Linked DNA regions of Homo sapiens: region 2 is linked to region 1. Evidence: chromatin loops called from intact Hi-C (ENCODE). Cell type or tissue: ascending aorta. All regions are shown on one strand. Region 1 has its middle 2.6 kb from the start of CCL2. Region 2 overlaps RFFL (ring finger and FYVE like domain containing E3 ubiquitin protein ligase).

The links. A loop is a pair of places that touch in the nucleus more often than their neighbours do. Peaks named below come from ENCODE experiments on the same cell type or tissue, not always from the same donor. Only the 100,000 strongest peaks of a DNase experiment are listed, where the experiment ranks them.
Region 2: a loop joins it to region 1, with 5 times the contacts of the local background. A loop is called at or near these places in 1 of 110 quality-filtered maps.

Annotation. Positions count from the first base shown.
Region 1 is chr17:34,251,470-34,253,969 of GRCh38, forward strand. No RefSeq gene overlaps it. Among named protein-coding and RNA genes, the nearest start is that of CCL2, 2.6 kb to the right of the region's middle. RefSeq lists an enhancer at 395-1,594. In ascending aorta, no CTCF peak of the experiment used is centred here; DNase peaks (open chromatin) are centred at 768 and 1,142; H3K4me3 peaks cover 1,325 bases; H3K27ac peaks cover 2,500 bases.
Region 2 is chr17:35,021,446-35,023,945 of GRCh38, forward strand. It overlaps RFFL (ring finger and FYVE like domain containing E3 ubiquitin protein ligase), which reads right to left. Exons shown (of 7, transcript NM_001017368.2): 3 at 1-336. All of the region lies in intron 5 of RAD51L3-RFFL (RAD51L3-RFFL readthrough), which reads right to left. Among named protein-coding and RNA genes, the nearest start is that of RFFL, 41 kb to the right of the region's middle. In ascending aorta, a CTCF peak has its summit at 1,167; a DNase peak (open chromatin) is centred at 1,416; H3K27ac peaks cover 2,500 bases.

The DNA of each region.
Region 1 (2,500 bases):
ATGCTATGCCCATCGCCACCCCTATTCCCATGCTCAGGAGTATTCTTGGCTACTGCATGCAATTAGACCTGGGGCAGATCCAATCCAGAAAGCAAGAAATCTTAGATGCTGGAAGCTTGGGGTAAGTACTGATCAGATTTATTCCTAAATTCAGTCCTACTTTCCATGGATTCTTACTTTAGCATCTCTTCTGAAAAGGAAGCATCATGTCTAATTCACTTCTCCCTCCCTGTGCAGTCCTCTACCTGGTGCTCTGCACAGGGTATGTGCTAATTGTATGAATGTTATAATAAAGAGATAGTGCAGTAGATGACAAAGGGCACTACATTGAGAGCCCAGAAATAAGCAAACCAGCACAAATGTAGCCATTCGTCTTCTATCTCACCTTGAGCCTGTCACTAACCTGTTCATGGCCTCAGTCTCCCCATCAGAGAAACAGGTAGATGGTCTCTAAGGTCTCGTTCATTTTCTGACATTCTGTGAAAAATTAAGGAAAGATTTTCATCCTTGACAGGAAAGGGATTGCAGAGTAGCGGCCCTGGGAAAATGGGCTCTATTCTACCTGGAGCTAGCCTGGAGGAGAGGCCTTGAGTGGGGGTTGTCTAGAAAGGACATGGTGAGTGCAGAGCTACGGTGCATCTCTCTTGAAGGCTGAGTGAAGGGAGCACCAGCAAGGGAGCCTGCACTAGGTGGGGAGGGACAAGTGAACCGCAGAAGTTGGTGGGAGCCCAGGCAGTGGCTTCAGATCTTTCCAGAGAGCTCACTTTTACTTCCTCTTTTTTTCACCCCTGACACTGAGTGGGAGTCTGCAGCGATGACCAAGGTTCATGCAGAGGATCTTAGTGGTGGGGTCAGACCCCGGGAGGAATGAAGAAAGCATTATTCACCAAGAGGAGCTTTTCCATTCTTTATCTATGAGTTGATAGAGAGGAGGCCCCGGGGTAACTGAGGATTCTGGACAGCATCAGAGCATTGACCCTCATTTTCCCCATAGCCCCTCTGGGGGCCTTTCCCTTGTGTGTCCCCAAGCGAGAGTCCAACCCAGGTTTGTGCCAGAGCCTAACCCAGGCTTGTGCCGAGATGTTCCCAGCACAGCCCCATGTGAGAGCTCCCTGGCTCCGGGCCCAGTATCTGGAATGCAGGCTCCAGCCAAATGCATTCTCTTCTACGGGATCTGGGAACTTCCAAAGCTGCCTCCTCAGAGTGGGAATTTCCACTCACTTCTCTCACGCCAGCACTGACCTCCCAGCGGGGGAGGGCATCTTTTCTTGACAGAGCAGAAGTGGGAGGCAGACAGCTATCACTTTCCAGAAGACTTTCTTTTCTGATTCATACCCTTCACCTTCCCTGTGTTTACTGTCTGATATATGCAAAGGCCAAGTCACTTTCCAGAGATGACAACTCCTTCCTGAAGTAGAGACATGCTTCCAACACTCAGAAGCCTATGTGAACACTCAGCCAGCAAAGCTGGGAAGTTTTTCTCTGTGACCATGGGCTAATTGGTCTCCTTCTCTGGATTGTGGCTTTATCAGATAAAAACAAGTGGTCATGCCACAGGATGTCTATAAGCCCATTGATTCTGGGATTCTATGAGTGATGCTGATATGACTAAGCCAGGAGAGACTTATTTAAAGATCTCAGCATCTTTCAGCTTGTTAACCTAGAGAAAACCCGAAGCATGACTGGATTATAAAGGGAAATTGAATGCGGTCCACCAAGTTCATGGTAAAGGATGCACTAACTGATTAGAGAGAGGTTTCCCCTGATATGAGGAAAACTTCTTGGAAGATGAGGTGAGATGGCCTAGGAAGAAATTCCTACACAAAGTTGCACAGTCTCTAGTCCTGGAAACATTTTATTCATTGGATAAGAATGGATTGAGGCATGAGCAGAGGACTGAGACAAACACAGAGAAGTTTCAACACTGGTTGGGGAGAAAAGGAGTAACTAGTGAGATTCAGGCAGAACAAGAATAAGGCTCCTCAAGAGGCACAAGCAAAGCAGGGCTCGAGTTGATTTGTTCTCTCTTCATCCTGCTTTTTGTAATTCCACCAGAGTCTGAAATGGCCACTCCATAGAGTCTCTGCTCTGGGATTCTCCAGGAAACCAATATCCATCATGAGACATCAAGTCTAGTCCCAGGAAGAAGAGATTCTGGAATGGAAACATCCTGGGTGGGAGTCTCAGCACATCTACTATTCTGTCTGAGTTACTGGACAAATAACTTCAGTTTTAACCTAACGAAAGCTGGGTTGGTTGGAGGACTGGGCAGGCAGCGCTGGAAAGTATGTCAGCACCATACCTGACTCCCTGAATGCACTCAACAATGCCATTACTGACCACTTACTAGAAATAAAACAGTCATTTGTTGAATACAACCCGTTTCTTTTTACAAGTGTAGTGAAAAGTGTTTTCTTTCAAGAAACCCCATGCATTTATAGACATTGCCTCAGTGACCCTTTATGAAAGAAGTCACTAGTCTTTGTATGCCCATTGGGCA
Region 2 (2,500 bases), 770 kb after region 1:
AGGTGGAACCATGCTGGAGTGAGGCTGGGTCAGGAAGGCCTGCTGCTCAGGAAAGTCTGGGGACAAGGTGGAGGCACGAGTCCTGTCCTCCTGGGAGATTACAGGCTGCTGGCCAAGGACCAAGAGCACCAGCTCTTCTTTCTCCCGGCACATTTCGGTAGAGATGTCATGGAGGCTGAGATAGTCCCTCAAGTCCTTCACCTTCATCTTCATGAGCTCCTCTCGCTGAAAGGCTGTAGCTCGAAACCGTTGGCAGAGAAGGCAGAGGCGGGGCCCATTCCCTACTTGGCTCGAACAGGTCATGCAAAAATTTTTCTTACAGTCCAAGCAGGTCTGCTGCTTAGAGCAAAAGACACAGGAAACCATGTCAGATTGAGAGAACAAGACAGAGAGTGCGATGGGAGCTTCAGAGCTGCCAAGCCCAGCAGGATCTCCTCCAGTCACTCTTACTTTTACTAAGCTCTCTCATATATCTAAGGGTGCAAGCCACTTTCAGATTTTAGATTAAAAGCCACTCGGGTGGAAGACCTCCACTATGTATTGTGTATATCCATGTACAGGACACTTCACATTTATTATTTAATTTGAGGCTTACTTTATTTACTCCTGAAGCACCTGAGGTATTAATTAAGACTACCAGCATAAGAATCAAAAAGCTCTGCATTTTTATTAAGCCTCCCTCCCTTATTTCTTGCAGTATCACCTTGGGTGTGTAATTTAGCCTCTCTGGTGCTCAGTTTCCACATCTGTAAAATGGGGGTGATAACAGTATCTACCTCATGGGGTTGTTGTGAAGATTAAGAGAGAACCCATTTAGCATATCTAACACAAAATGAGTCCTCAACAAGTGTAAGCTGTTTTATTATAGCTAGGAAATATTACCTAACGGTGACAGCCAGGATTCAAATCCTAAACTGTAATTATTTCTGCATGAAGGTTATGGTGGTGGTGGTTGTTACAATTAATATTAATTTATTGAGGTGCTTCTATATGCTAGCTTGTCATTTAATTCTCAAAGCGACATTGCAAAGTAGGTATTAGTGTTCTTCCCTGATTCACAGACAAAGCAACCGAGGCTTAGGGAGATCAACTGTTGTATTCAAGGTCAGGCAATAAACAGGAGAGCGGGTATTCACACTCAAGGTCTGTTGGAGGCTAATGCCCATGATCACATTCTTTCCACCAGGCCATACTGCATAGCTCAGTTCCATTCAAGTACAGAGCAGTTCTGAGTCAAGGGCCTGGCTTCCATCTCCAAATTCCCCACCCACTGCTCCATCGACACAGGCTCCCCACTCCAGGAAGGCCCACTCAGAGTGCTGGGAACCCAGTGGTGCTTACAAGCATATCCAAGACAAATATTTAGACAGCAACGGGAGGCTGTCTGGACATCAGGGTACTCTCGTTCCTGAAAGCACAGAGTGTCTCAGTTAGGCAACAAGAGCGCCTGATGGGCAAGCTGGTACTGCCTGGCAGCAGCTAGTCTGGCAGTCGCTGACAACACAGGAAGGCTTACTCAGCCCACAGGAAGCAATCCTCGGCCTCTCACCCCACAGGCTGAGTGAGCACAGTGACATCCGGCTGAGCTCTGTTCTGGCCAAGAGCATGTCACATCCCCAACAAGAGAGGTAATTCCTGAGCACACTGGGATTGGCCTGGAGGGCACCCTCATTAATCCTTTAAAGAAGTTAAAAACTTTTCATCCTGTGTTGACTTAAGTAGTAACTTAAATATTTCTGGTCCATCTTTTCGAAATATAGAAAGATATTCAAGCTAAAAAAGAAAGCTCAAGAGACAAGATTCTCATAGTCAAGATCACAGACACTCTGGGCTGAAGTAAATGTCTGCATAGTTAAGATAGTTATATAAGTTTTGTCTAAGTATCATTCACATAGTAAAGGGAAAAGGAAATAATATTTACCACCCAGTTTTGGCTATTAAGACTTAGAAGGCATTGCAAAGGGACATATATCAAGCTCCCTAATTCTCCATACAGTTATAACCAAACAATACTGTTCAGAGATGGACTTAAAAGGATGCATGGCTGCACTAGCATTGTAACGGTTCTGGGACCAGTAGCCATGCAGGCAGAAAATGGATGTTTTCAGGTATTTGGGGTTCATTCACATCTAAAGCTTTTCTATTGGGAAATGAAGTCTGTTTAGGATGACTGAGACTGAAACAAAGAGGCTTCAATGCCATAAACCTGTGGGCCTGACATGGAATATTACTTAAGTCGATGCAGTCTGACAAGACCTAGCTTGACACAATTATAAAGCCTGCGTTGCTCAATCAGCCAGATCCAAACAACTCTCTATTCTTTCTTCAAATGTGTGTGGCTTGCTGGATGCAAGATCAGAATGCAGACAACAACCTAGCTTCTATGCACCCGCTGGCTCACAGGGAACTCTGAAATAAGCTGGCATCTGAAACACACCCTACAGGAACAGGATAGGGCTTGAGGCTAAAACCCCAGTTTGCAGTGGCAGAAGAAAACAAG